Regions from separate parts of the Homo sapiens genome. Here all the other regions are linked to region 2. Evidence: chromatin loops called from intact Hi-C (ENCODE). Cell type or tissue: lower leg skin. All regions are shown on one strand.

What was found. Peaks named below come from ENCODE experiments on the same cell type or tissue, not always from the same donor. Only the 100,000 strongest peaks of a DNase experiment are listed, where the experiment ranks them.
Region 1: it touches region 2 in a loop (5-fold over the local background); 63 of 110 quality-filtered maps call a loop at or near these places.
Region 3: a loop joins it to region 2, with 4 times the contacts of the local background. A loop is called at or near these places in 44 of 110 quality-filtered maps.

What each region holds. Positions count from the first base shown.
Region 1 is chr12:77,151,889-77,156,888 of GRCh38, forward strand. LOC105369853 (a long non-coding RNA gene) reads left to right here. Exons shown (of 5, transcript XR_945118.2): 5 at 133-216. Among named protein-coding and RNA genes, the nearest start is that of E2F7, 89 kb to the left of the region's middle. In lower leg skin, no CTCF peak of the experiment used is centred here; no DNase peak of the experiment used is centred here.
Region 2 is chr12:77,682,347-77,687,346 of GRCh38, forward strand. It overlaps a transcript of NAV3 not described here. Among named protein-coding and RNA genes, the nearest start is that of NAV3, 150 kb to the right of the region's middle. In lower leg skin, no CTCF peak of the experiment used is centred here; a DNase peak (open chromatin) is centred at 2,977.
Region 3 is chr12:77,052,861-77,057,860 of GRCh38, forward strand. It overlaps E2F7 (E2F transcription factor 7), which reads right to left. Exons shown (of 13, transcript NM_203394.3): 3 at 2,995-3,270. Among named protein-coding and RNA genes, the nearest start is that of E2F7, 10 kb to the right of the region's middle. In lower leg skin, no CTCF peak of the experiment used is centred here; no DNase peak of the experiment used is centred here.

The DNA.
Region 1 (5,000 bases), 530 kb before region 2:
AAAATTAAATGTCAGCATGAATTGAGGAAACAAGGAATGCATTGATTCTTGATTCTAAAATTATCATATGGCAATAGCATGGCTTTGCTTTCATAGTAAGCTTGATTAATATTAATCAGCTTCTCTCTCCAGAATGCATTTCAATTAATGGAAGGAGAAGAAACTCTCAAGTGTATTGGATGAGGGACAAACTGGACTGTTAACGTTTCAACTGAAGAATTTACAAGTATGTGAAAATCTACACTATATATGCCTTGATAGAATACATGTTTACTATTTTCAATATTTATTGGCTGTTTACAGTGTGCCAAATAGTTTCTTGACAGGATGTTCCCTGAATAAGCCTATAATTTACTTTAGGTGTTTGACTATGGATGTAATTTAATGTGACAGGACAGAAAAATGACTCCATTAATCAGATTGATGTATTTGTAAATTAAAATAAATAAATCAGGATTTATGCTCCTATAGTACATTTATTATAAATAAATATTAGGAGTCTACATGTAGACTACATTAAAATAATAAATATTTTAAAGAAAAGGTCATACAAAAAGTTCACTTTCAAGTTATTTAGCTTACAGAGTTTGTCCTAAATCTTCCCATAACTAAAGAATATATTCAATATGTAGGTTGTGTTTTCTTTGGAATTTGTTGTGTTAAATGATTAGTAATTGAAACAGTACAGAACTTCCTTTGCTTTGAAGTATGTATATGTCTGGGCATATTTCTGCTGTCGTAGTTTAGAGTGATTTTTCCCCCCTTTGTTCTTACATGATTACTGCAGAATTTTTTTTTTTTAGTAAGAGAAGCTGGTTGCAAGTCCAGCAATAAAGTAGGCAAAGTAGAACTTTCAGTGAAAAACAAAATTCGCTTCTATGTGATTGACCAGAAGGAGGCTCCCTTCCACCTCAATGTGTAAAGTTAGAACAAAAGCTTCTAAACTTACATCTTCCCAGGCAGCTTTAGTTTTTCCCAAGCTGTATCTGTTGTTGGGGGTGGTAGGAGGGGGCACCCTGAAATTTTCCCTGGAGGAACAGAATTTAAAGATGCATCACTGGCAAGAAGGCTTCAGCAATTGCAAAGTACCCTACCTTCTACCAGCTCCTTCACATAATTTTCTCTCTTGGTTGAATAACTATGGAAGTAGAATGATACTTACTAGAGACTGGCAACAGTGTATGGGGGAGGGAGAAGGGATCAAGAAAGGTTGGTTAATGGGCACAAACATGCAGTTAGATAAAGTTCTAATTTTGGATAGACTAGGGTAACTACAGTGAAGAATAATGTATTGTATATTTCAAAACAGCTAGCTGAGAGGACTTGAAATGTTCCCAACACATAGAAATGATAAATGCTTGAGGTGATGGACATTCTAAATACCCTGACTTGATCAATACATATTCTGTGCATTTAACAAAATATCACAGGTACCCTATAAATATGTGCAAATATTATATATCAATTAAAAAATGAAATTCTCCTCACTAACTTTGAATATCACATTATTCCTTAACTTTGTTGCTACAGTATTGTTTTTTCAAACTTGTTCTTGAATCTCTAATACAATATTTTAAAAATTAATTTTTTGGAATGAATCAAAGCAGTTGGATTTTAAAAAACATATAGTTGCGGCTGCTACTTACCTATTTGTGTTAGTCTCTGTATCTATAAGAAACACTTCTCGTGTTTGTAACATAGGATAATCACAATTCACTCCAAATGCTCTAATTACATTGCATTTTCCAATGAAGAAGATACCAGGAGATTCTGAATGTTGAACAGTAAGTCCAAAATCTTTGGAGAGTAAAGAGGGATGTGAAGATGCACTCGTCACTGCAGGCACATTGTCCACCATAAGATGTCACGAGATCATTTTCAATCAATTAATCTTCCTGTTGTTGTCCTTCATGGTCAAGAAAGGCAATTTGTGTGTTTATTGCAAAAACAGCATTGTTGCTCTTTTGAAAAGCCTTGCCCTTTAACAACAGAGCAGAGCTGGTTATGAAATAGCCAACTGTGACTAATTTTGGAGGAGTAACATCTCAAATAAATTGTCTTCTGGAGATGCTGATGGAGTCAGTGAACAGCAGAATGATGATGAGTTTATCTGTGCTAATTGTGCCTTTGAGGGTTTGTTCATACGCAGGGTACAGAGCAGATTGGTGCTGTACTTTAAACCTCTGATTGGCATGAAGATTCTGGTTTTGGAGAACTATGGAAGGAAGAATAATGTTCCCCAAGGATGTCTGTACCAAATCCCTGCAACTTATGAATATGTTACATTACATGGCAAAAAGAGCTTTGCAGAGGTAATTAAGGTGTGGTATTAAAATGGAGAGATTATCGGGGGGGACTCAATTTAATCACATAATTTTTAAAAGCAGAGAATGTTCTCCAGATGGAGGAAGATGTAGTGGAAAGAAGGGTCAGAGAATTCAGAGAGTGACAAGTATTTGATGCACTCTTTCTGATTTTGAGATCTAAGGGGTCACATGTGAGGACTGGAGAGAAGCCTCCAGAGCTAATGATGGCCACTGATTGAGGGCCCGCAAGGAAACAGGGACCTCAGTCTTACATCCCCACAGAACTGAATTCAGCCAACAACATGAATTAGCTTGGATTAAATTTTCCCTCAGTACCCCCAGTAAAGAATGTAGCCCTGCCAACATCTTGATTTCAGCCTGCTAGTACTCATGTTAGATGGATACCCTACAGAAACTGTGATAATAAATTTGTGTTGTTTTAAGTCACTAAATTTGGGTATTTTGTTACAGTAGCAGTAGAAAACTAAAACATGGGAAATGTTTTGAGGGAAATGATGCTTATATTGCATTATTACTTTGCTGTAGACTATTATGATAAACCATGGCTTTGTGAATTCAGTTCAATGACTCTAGGCTTTAGCCATGCAGTATTAACAAATGGGATATTAACAATATTAACAAATGGGATAAAAACCAAGACTTTACAAATGTGTTAGTTTCCTATTTCTGTTTTAACAAATCACACAAACTTACTGGCTCAAAACAAAATAAAAGCATTAATTTATAGTTCTGTAGATCAGAAGTGTCATTGGGCTAAAATCAAGGTGTCAGCAGGGCTGCATTCTTTCTGGAGGCTGTAGGGGAGAATTTCATTGTCTTGTTTAGCCTCTAGAGAATGCCTGTATTCCTTGGCTTGTGGCCCTTTCTTCCACTTTCATTTTCAAAATCAGCAGCATAACGTGGACAAATGTCTTACTTCTACCTCCCTCTTATAAAATATTTTTTTGATTGCATTATTGGGTCCACCTGGATAATCCCAGACACTCTCCCCGCCTCGCCTTAACTTAATCACATTGCAAAGTGCCTTTTGCTATTTAAGGTAACATATTCATAAGTTTGGAAGTTTTAGAGCATAGATGTCTTTGGGGGGGCCTTTATTTTATTTTATTCTGCTTACCACAGTAAGTGTTTGCATGTTGGGTTAATACTGTTGAAATACTCACTATTACAATGCTCTTTCTTGGAACCAAATTGCTGTGCTGTGAGAATTTAAGTAACAACGTACAATGGCCTCTATAGAGTAGAAGAACCAAGACCTCTTGCCAACACATCCAACTGAGCTCCCTACCAGCAGCCAACAGTAGTGCCTACTATATAAGTGAGAGCACTGTAGACCTTCCAGCTAGCTCATTGCCCCAGTCATCAGCACAGAAGCCGAAATGTCTAGTCAACACACAGAACCATGAGAGATAATACATGTTTGTTGTTATTTTAAGCTCCTGAATTTTGGGAGTAGTGTGTTATACAACAAAGAATACTTAAAATAACACTGTAGCCTGTTTTGTAAGTGAGCTAACTATTAGAAATTAAAGAATTCTGCTTAGAGTAATATAGGTTCTTCTATCACATATTCAGGATTAAATTGATGACATAGGTCAAAATATGTAAAGTCCTTAGCACAGGGAATGGGCACATAGCAAGTTCGCTGAGATATTAGTTACTTTTTCCCAGACAATCTTTTTGCTGCAGAGATTACCACCTACCACTCCAATAAAAAGGAGATGATTCCTTTCTGTTAGGTATATATTTAATTTCATACGTAACACAATATAGTATATTGTCTAATAATTTTACTTGGTGGTCTGTGATTTAAAGTTATGAAGCCTTAACTGAACAATACTTATTTGCTCCAAAAAATCATTTCTCTGAAAATATAACATCATAACTAAATTTTATAATATAAAGTAGAGCCTTGCATTTCATATTGTTTAATTACTCTGTCACATAAGAATCTTAGAATTTTTCTTAGTTTGTTCAATTGCTGTAAATGACTTCTGAAAGTAATATAATTATAACTTGTAATGGTAAATGCATTCATAGAATTCATGGAGCAAGCTGAATATGTAACTGTTCATTTGGAACTGAGTTGATTACCATTTGAAAACAGTTAATGGAATAGCTGATTAGAATACATTGCAAAGAATCATGATTTAATTTTACATCACCTAGAAAAAATCTGATGCCATGCGTGTTAATGGCAGTTTTGAGGGACATAAGGATTGACATATTTTCCTGAGCTAAGCAATATACGCAATGCTGGCTCAGTGAAAAACATATTTCAAAGTACATGAAGTAAGTTATACAATATAACTTTATGTGATTAAATTCATGTGAGTATTAAAAATGTGAGTGAAGTTTATAAGTAAGGTTTAAGCTCATTTAAAGCAATGCACTGTGTGATTTGGGCAGAAATCTAGCTCAATGGTGGCTTTCAAGTATTCACGGAAGACTATTTGAATAGATTATGTTCACTTCGTTTTCAACCTGCTTTTCTCCTCCCCACCTTGGAATCTCTACATTGAAGTTACAGAGACTTTTTTTTTAAACCCACAAAACTGTTATGTCATTCCATGCTTAAAGTGGTTTTCCCCTTACCTCCATATAAAGTCCAAATTCTTCAACTCAGCATAAAGGCTCTGTCTGATCTGCCACTGATGATCCTGCAGACTTAAT
Region 2 (5,000 bases):
GGCTAAATAGTATCCCATTGTGTATAGGTATTACATTTTCTTTATTTGTTTATATGTTGATGGATACTTAGGTTGATTCCATATCTTGGTTTTTAGGAATAATGCTGCAATGGACATGGGAGGACAGATATCTCTTCCACATACTGATTTCATTTCCTTTGGGTATATATCCAGTAATAGAAATGCTGGATCATATAGTAGTTCTATTTTTAGTTTTTTGAGGAACCTATATACTGTTTCCATAGAGGCTGTACTAATGTACATTCACACCAACCATGTGCAAAGGTTCTCTTTTCTCCACATTCTTGCCAGTACTTGTTATCATTTGCCTTTTTTGATAATAGTCATTCTAATAGTAGTGAAGTGATACTTCACTGTGGTTTAGATTTGCAATTTCCTAATCATTAGTGATACTGAGTATTTTTTTCAAATGTCTGTTGGCCATTTGTATGTCTTATTTGGAAAACTGTGTACTCAGGTCCTTCACACATTTTTTTAATTGTATTATTTGTTTTGTTGCTGTTGAGGTGTTTGAGTTTCTATTTATATAATATATTTTGGATGTTAATCTGTTATCAAGTCTATGACCTGCAAATATATTCTTCCATTTTGCAGATTGTCTCTTTACTTTGCTGATTGTTTCAATTGCTATACTGAGGCTTTTAGTTTGATATAATCCCATTTGTGTAATTTTGCTTTTGTTGCCTGTGCTTTTGGGGTGATATCCAAAAAATATTGTCAAGACCAATGTCATAGAGCTTTTCTTCTATGTTTTCTTCCAATAATTTTATAGTTTCAGATCTTATATTTGAGTTCTTTAATCCAGTTTGAGTTGATATTTTTGTATGGTATAAGGTGAGGGTCTAATTTCATTCTTTTGCATGTGGTTTTCTAGTTTTCCAAGCACCATTTATTAAAGATACTGTCTTTTTCCATTGAGTATTCTTGGCATCTTTCAAAAATTAATTGATCATAAATGTATAGTTTTATCTCTGGATACCGTACTTTGTTCCATTGGTCTTTGTATGTGTTTTTTTTTGCCAGTACCATGCTGTTTTGATTACTCAAGCTCTGTAGTAGATTTTGAAAACTGGTAGTCAGGTAATATGATGGCTCCAGCTTTGATCTTTTTGCTTAGGATTGCTTCAGCTATTTGGGATCTTTTGTGATTCCGTATGAATTTTAGGATTGGTTTTTATATTTCCGTGAAAAATGTCATTGGAATTTTGATAGAGATTGCACTGAATCTGTAGATCGCTTTGGGTAATATGGGCATTTTAACAATATTATTTTAAACAATATTTTTAATTATTATTTGTTCTTAAACATTGCAAAAATGGGTTACACAGTAGGTGTGCTTTTATGTCTGGCTTAGTCTGCTAAGCATAATGTTTTTGAGATTCTTTTGTTTACTGTGCATCAGAAATTCATTTCTTTTTATTTCTTGAATATTGTTCCATTGTATGCATATGTTACAGTTGTATATCCCCCTCCTGCTGATGGACATTTGAGTTTTTTTCAGTTTTAGATTATTATGAATAAAGTTACTCCATACATTTGTGTATAATATTTTGGGGGACATATGTTTTATTATTTCTTTTCAGTAAATATGTAGGAGTAGAATTGCTGGGTCATAAGGTAAGTATAATTTTAAAAGAAACTGCTTAATGATTTTCTACAGATGTTGAACAATTTTACACTCCCACTAGCAATATCTGAGTGATCCCAGTGATCTGCATTCAGACCTGCATTAGGCATTATTACTGTTTAATTTTAGCCATTCTAATGAGTGTGAAGTGATAATCTTATTGTGGATTTAATCTGCATTTTCCTGATGACTATGTTAAGCATGTTTTTATGTGTTTATTGGCATTCACATATACTCTTCTGAAGGGTTTGCCCAAGTCTTTTGCCCATTTTTAACTATTATTATTATTTATTGTTGTTATTTAGATAATATGGATACAAGTATGATTTATGTATTATAAATATTTTCTCAGTTTGTGGGGCTTGCCTCTTTCTTCATTTCTCTCTGTCTCTCTCTCTTTCTTTCTTGTTTTTTGACAGTGTTTTACTCTCTTGTCCAGGCTAGAGTCCAGTGGCAAGCAGTGTCCAAATCCTGGGCTCAAGTGAACCTCCTATCTTTTTTATTTTTTTATAGAGACAGGGTCTTACTGTGTTGCCCAGGCAGTTCTTGAACTCCTGGCCTCAAGAGATTCTCATGCCTCAGCCCCTCAAATTGCTAGGATTACAGGCATAAGCCACCATGCCCAGCCTACTTTTAATTTTCTTAATGATGTGTTTTAATGAGCAGAATTACTACATTTGAAGAAGTCAGATTTATTATAATTTTTTTCTGATGATTCCTTTTTTTTGTTCTAAAAATCTTATATAACTCATTGCCAAGATATTCTTTTTATGTTTTCTTCACTGAACTTTATATTTTGGCCAAGGTCTGTAATCTACCCTGAGTTAAATTTTTGCATATGGCCTGAGGTATAAATCATGGTTCCGTTTTTTTCCATACAGATATATATTTAACCCAGCAAAATATTTTGAAAAAATTTTCCTTTCACTATTGAATTCCCTGTTGCTGACACCTTCGTCAGAATCATTACGGACTGTGTAACCTGTTCCATTGGTCTATTCATGTATCCTAATACCAATGTCACACTGTCGTGATTATTTTATGTTTATACTATATCTTAATGTCAGATTGCTCCTCTAATTTCATTCTTCCTTTTTAAGATTCTGAAGCTGAAACTTTTAATGAGTTGCTTTGAGTACTTACATGAAACCTACTATTGTTCCTATGTTCTCATAGAAAAATATTTTTATGAATGGGTTATTGAAAAAAATCAAACAGATAAATATGCATAAATCTTTTAACCAGGCTTCCTGTAAGCGGTGTGTAACATGCCACGAAATTTGCTAAGCGCCTTGGAGCAATTCTTTTGTGCAGTGAAACAAGTTTCCTGACATGTGCGCCATCTGCTGATCGACATTTCCAATGGCATCATATCATGGTGAAGAACTCTGAACTTCATTTCTCTCTTTGTTCATTCACTGTCTTCAATGACAGATTCTCCAGCTCAAATCTTTAAGATACTCCCAACGCATACACATGCACACACACACACACACACACACACACACACACATACCCACACGCACACCATTGGTTTTATATTCCATTTATATCTTTTTGCTTCCTATCCACTTTTATCTTTCATATCTAATTACCAATTTTCCCGTTTTCAAGAGCTTCTTGAAATGAATAGCCCGGAAGATTCTCATCTCCACCCAGCAAGCCTCAGAGAACTGTAAGAATGGCTGTTTGTCAGGTCATTGCCAACCCATTTCAAACCTCATTAAAAATAATTAGTTTTAGTATTTATTAAACTACCCTGTGTAGTGTCTAAGCCTAATGGGTTCCATTAACAGCTTTCAATGTTGTGCTTACATATGATAATTTATAAATAGAAAAATTTAAACACAATGAATACATTTTGCCTCACTATGCCGTTGCCATTTAGAGTGTTTAGAAATTTTGACAAAGCATTGAATGCATATGCTGTAGGCACAGAGCTATTCTTAGCCAGTATAGTAGTGTCTCTTTAACATTGTCAACAGAAGTGTCTAGTTTTTGAAAGCTGATGTTTTACTGGAATAAAATGGATGGATTTGACTCTCTAGATGTGGAATTCCTCCTCTCCCATCATGCCTGATTTTAACTGTCCTGATATATTCAGAGCCTAGATATAGTGATTATTAAGGGATGGATTTATGTATGTATGTATGTATTTTGCAATCTCAGTTCACTGCAACCACTGCCTCCTGGGTTTAAGCAATTCTCCTGCCTCAGCCTCTTGAGTAGCTGGGATTACAGGCCTAGGCCACCACACCTGGCTAGTTTTCGTATTTTTGGTAGAGACGGGGTTTCACCATGTTGACCAGGCCGGTCTTGAACTCCTGACCTCAGGTGATCTGCTTGCATCAGCCTCCCAGAATGCTAGGATTACAGACGTGAGCCACCGTGCCCCACCGGATTTTTTCTTTTCTTTTCTTTCTTTCTTTCTTTTTTTTTTTTTTTTTTTTTTTAAAAACAGAGGCTTTGTTCTAAAGTTGGTTTCGTAGTTTGGCTCTGTTTAAAAAATTGTTTTATACTTTTCCTATATATGTAATATTTGACTTATCAGACTTCGATTTGTCAGGATATTTTAAGCCTCAATCAATGATGCATCCATGACACACAGCATCCATAGGTGCTCAGTACTTTTCATGTATTATTTCATTTCATTATTATGCCCATTTATAGATGAGGGAACTGAGCACAAATGGCCGAAGTAACTTATTCAGATCATAAGCATATGGTGAGTGAAGCCACGAGTTTACCTAGGTTCATCTGACTTTACAGTACGAGGTCTTAACATACACCACTGCCTGTTTCTCTATTTTAACACCTTTCCAAATCAAAGCTCTGAGGAAGCTTTAAATTAATAGTTTCTTTTTTCTAATTAAAATTTGTATTGTAATATGCAAACAGAGTTGTAGAAGAATTTTTTAAAAAAACAAAACAAGCCTAAACATGTGTGCATGTCCATGACTCAATGCTGCCTCTCGGTGGGGTCTTTTTTCCATAACAATCTTTACATCTTCACTATCCCATTAGCTTCTGGGCAAGTTATATTAACTAAATCTGTAATTTCCTGCAAGTATTACCATATGCATATTTCTCCCTGTTTACAAGGTTTGATTTTTCTTACTAACATTTTCTAATGTCTTATCCCTGGTCTATCTAGTTTACTACTTCTTTTATACTATCAGCCCGGAAAACTGTGAGTGGCTGTTGTGCAGCATTCTCTCCTTTTGTATGAAAGATAACCATTTATAAAACAGAAAGTAGCCTGGCACATTTTATTGCCTGAGATCTGATACCTTGTTTTTATTAGGAGTATTATTTCATTATTTGGACACACTATGTGTGCATGTATAAGAAT
Region 3 (5,000 bases), 630 kb before region 2:
AGGCATTTCACAGAGGAGCAAAAAACATGGTGGCCAGTAAACATGTGGAAAGAAGCTTAATCTCATGAGTAATCAAAGAAAAGCAAATGTATATCACAAAAAGATACATACTGTATAGACATGAGATTAGCAGAAATTACTAAATTTGACAATTTCAAGTGTCAGAGAGGATATGGGTGACTAAAAGTTTATATATTTCTGGGGGGAGGCAAATAGTACTTTGGAAAGCAATTTGGCATTATCTTGTGAACATCTGTATATCTAATGACGTAGCACCTATACTAGTAGGTATGTACCCAAAACAGTAGTTCTCAAACTTTTTGCTCCAAGGACCCCTTTATGTTCTTAAAAACTACTGAGGACTCCACAGGGCTTTTTGTTTATGTGGGTTATCTATTGATAGTTAGCATGTTAGAAATTAAAATTGAGGCAGTTAAAATGTTTTGTGAGAAAGGGGCATTTTATATATTATTTTTCAAATCTCTTTAGTTTCTGGATTAATAGAAGAGAACTGATTCTTGTGCTTGCCTTTTGTAGTCAGTCTGTTGCAATATCCACATTGTGTACTTCCTGGAAGACTCCAGTGTACACTTGGGAGAGAATGGGAGTTCAAATGGCAAAGGTCTTTGTATAATTATGAAAAACAGTTTTGACCTCCTGACTCTCTGAAAGACTGTCTGTGGACACTGAGGTCCCCAGATGACCTTTTGAGAACCACTGCCCAAGGCAAACTTGTATATGTACACCAGCAGACATAAACAAGAACGAATATCATAGCATAGTCTGTATTAGCCCTAAACTGCAAACAACCCAAATGGCTATAAACAGGAGAATGAATAAATTGTGGTGTAGTCATGCAATGGAATATCATACAGCCATGAAAGAACTACAGCTACATGCGAAAACACAAATGAACCTAAAGGATGTATGTTGATTGACAAAAGCAAGTCCTCTAAGACTATAAATACAAATTCAGAAGAATGGTTATTCTGTTGGGGAGAGAAATGTAAATTAATTACATCGCATCCATTTTTGGGCTGAGAGGTAGATTCATGGTGTTAAAGGTACTGCAAAGGATAAGTGTATTTTACATGATCAAATAGTCTATCAAAAGGTAATAAAGACTAGTTTTAAAAAGGTATAAAAAAGTCTGTTTTAACACTGAGTACCCCAAGACAGTAAGAAGGGAACAATAGACACCAGGGCCTACTTGAGGGTAGAGGGTGAGAGGAGGGTGAGAATTGAAAAACTACCTATTGGGTATTATGCTGATTACCTGGGTGACCAAATTATCTGTACACCAAACACTCGCAAAATGCAACTTACCCATGTAACAAACCTGCACATGTACCCACTGAACTTAAAAGTTAGAAAGAAAAAAAAAAACTACTTAAAACACTTGACTTTGATCTAATAAATCAGACATTAAAAGCATCAGTATAGTAAGTTTTCTGGATACAAGATCAATACACACACACAAAAAAATCAATTGTATTTGTATATACTAGAAACAAACTATGGGAAATTGAAACTAAAAAAAAAATACAATTTGCAATAGCATCAAAAAATTTGGAAACCTAGAGATAAATCTGACAAAAGATGTATAACACCTGTATACCAAAAATTGTGAAACACTGCTGAAAGATATTAAAGCCCTAGATTTTAAAAGAAAGTCTGTTTTAAATCCACCGAAATTTTAGGCATTTACTTCCTACAGGTGGTGAACCTTTCTAGTGACTGATCGCTAAAATCTCTCTATAAAGCCTGGGTAGAAAACCAAAATTTTAATTGTTTTAGGGGCGTGTTAAACAACTAGTTCTGCCAAAGTAAGAGATCAACAATGTTACCTTGCGAAAGAGGTCACTAACGATTCCCATTGGCTGATTTTCACTTTGCTATATTTTTGTCAAAAAAATTACAAAAAATCTAATACTTACATGCCTTTGACAACAAAAGGCACATTTAATCTTATTTAGTTTTTAGAACCCCAATAAAACCAGGACAGGTACCACGACCCTCATTTTACAGGTGAGTAAATTGAGATGCAGAGATCCTGAGTGATATCCCCAACTCACCCAGCTAGTGATTTGAACCTAAGGCCTTAGACCAGCTCCTTGTGTGATCCACATCAAACATAAGACGGAAAGGAAGCCAAAGAACAGCCCAGACTTAAAAAAAGGAATTGTGAAATTCCTCTGGCTTCAAGCACATAGGAACTACTGTGTGATTTGTATTTAGTTACATGAAAGAATCTCTTACTACTACCGCTACTCTACCACTGCAAGATATATAACAGATTAAATTCATTCTGTTCTATGAATTTCAAGTTGTAATTCGAGACATCTTTTTTCTCTCTTCCCAATTTCTTCATTTTGGCAATTTTTATAGCTTGAAAAATCCGCCAAAAAGAGAAAAATGGTTAAGAATACTGAAATCTGCAAAACTTTTCTTAGGAAGTCTGAGAAAAAGCTTGATGGGAAGTGAAAATAATTACCTTTTTTTTTTTTTTTAACGAAGTATAGACATGCTGCTTATTCAACAGCACTGGTTCCCCACAGAACAGGTAATTTAAAGATGGCTTAACTTCAATAAAGCCCCAAACTAACCAACTGAACATATATAAGAATAATGGAATTTCCTAAATCAAAAATATTTACATTAACATTATCCCTAAAATCTGGGCAAAATTAAAATTCACAGCAGCATTTAAAGAATCCAAATTCCTTCATTAAATAAAAATGATTAAATATCATTACTTTAAAATAATTTATCATTTTTAAATGAGCCCTGGTCCAGGGAGTATCATACAGAAAAGAAAGCATTCATTATGAAAAATAAGATAGAATGAGAATTCTACTACAAATCAAAAGATATTCAGTTTGCCACTGCTTTTGGCTCAATAGGAGCTGAAAAGTTGACAGTTCTATGATTTTTTAATAATCAAGTAAAATTGTTTAAGTTCTAAAAAATCCCTGAGGAGCACAGTCTGTTTACCTGTAGAGAATCTGTAAATGCATCGTCCTTGTTTTCAATGGGTCGGAATAGTCCCTTTTTCTTCTCCCGGTCCCTTATATCTGGGCTGGCAGCACTAATGAGCATCTTCAGGTTAGCTGTGGGTGTCCATGGTTCCGCTTGCTGTCTGTCAACAAACTTAACTGGAGTAATGGGATTTCTTTCTGGAGTAAATTTTTTTTGCTTCGATAAATCAATTGGTTCATTTTTTATTGGAGTCTTCGGGGCCATCCTTGATCGATCAACAAATATATTTTCCTATTTTAAAAAAGAAACTTTTAGCAAGAATGAGAAAGGGCAGGTATCAGCTAAGAGTATACTTTGTTCCCACCATTCACTAAGACTTGAAAATACAAATAGGACCATATGTTTAGGGCTGAAAAGTATCAGGATAGGACTAACGAAAAGTAGTCATGGGAATAGAAGAGTGGCTCCAATGAGAAGTAGATTATACTCTGCTACTCCTTTTACACCTATCTTTCATGGTATCTCTGTAAAAGAAATCACAACGTATCTGTTACTGTTGCATGTTTATAACAGATGAGGACTATGAGGGCCAATGTGGGTTGAGTCCATATTGTTTCTAAGTGTCACCTTTTTTAAAACACTACTTACAAGTTTGCATTGACTAGTGAAGAGCAACAATGCTTCTGTAGTTCAATGTGCACCAGTGCTAATACAGCACTTAGTAGCAGGACCAGTTAATGGAAGAGCATCCAACAAAATCCCACATTTTAAGCCAACCTAGAGAGCTCTCTAACGTCATTCTCCAGAGCAGTGCATCTCAAACTACCCATGGTAAAGGACTCGTTTTTTTAGATTTCCAAACTCCTGCAAACTGATATGTGACCTTACTTCACAGGACTAATGTGCAACACAACTCCCACCAGATGTGATTTGCCATTTGAGTTTGTCACTCAAACTGACCCACAGCTTCTTCAACAAGAAGAGACCACTAATCATAAGCTTAGATATGGTGGCAATACTGAATTGCTACTGAGGTTTATTTTTCTTACTTTTTTTTTTTTTTTAAAAGATAGGGTCTCACTCTGTTGCCCAGCCTGAGTACAGTGGTGTGATCATAATTCACTATAGCCTCAAACTCCTGGGCACGTGCAATCTTCTCGCCTTAGCCTCCCAAGTAGCTGGGACCACAGACATGCACCACTACACCCAAATACTTATATTTTATTTTTTGGAGATAGGGTCTCACTCTGTAACCCAGGCTGGAGGGCAGTGGCATGATCACAGCTAACTGCAGCCTCAAACTCCTGGGTTCAAGTGATCTTCCCACCTCAGCCTCCCAAAGTGCTGGGATTTCCAGTGGTGTGCATACTACAGTGGTGTGCACACCACTGCACCCAGCTAATTTTTAAAATTTTGTGTGGAGACGGGGTCTTGCCATGTTGCCCAGGCTGGTCTTGAACTTCTGGCTTCAAGTGATTCTCCTGCCTCAGCCTCCCAAAGTGCTAGAATTACAGGCATGAGACACCAGGCCTGGCCTTTTTTAATTTTTTGTAGAGATCGGGGTCTCACTATGTTACCAAGGTTCATCTCAAACTCCTGGCTTCAAGTAATCATCCCATCTTGGCCTCTCAAAGTGCTAGGATTACAGGCATGAGCCACCACATCTAGACTACTGAGGTTTTTAAGTGCTTAACTCTCAAGTTCCGTTCTTAATTTTTTGCACCCTGGTGATAGTTTGTGGAATACCATCTGCCTCCAGACCACCCGTTGATGTAGACTGTCTTAAATAATTCTAAGAAAAGACTAACGATGGGCCCATTGTAAAAAAGGACTAAGTATATAGAATCCACCTTTGGAACTAACAAGTAATTAAAACGTATCTTTCCCCTAAAAAAGTTTCAAAAATTCAATATGAGAATTCGATAATTCAATATTCAAAAACAGAAAGATTCTGCTCTTTCTGTAGTATTCCTTTCCAGTCAATAGTGTGTCATATAATTACAAAGGTAGATGAGTTCTCA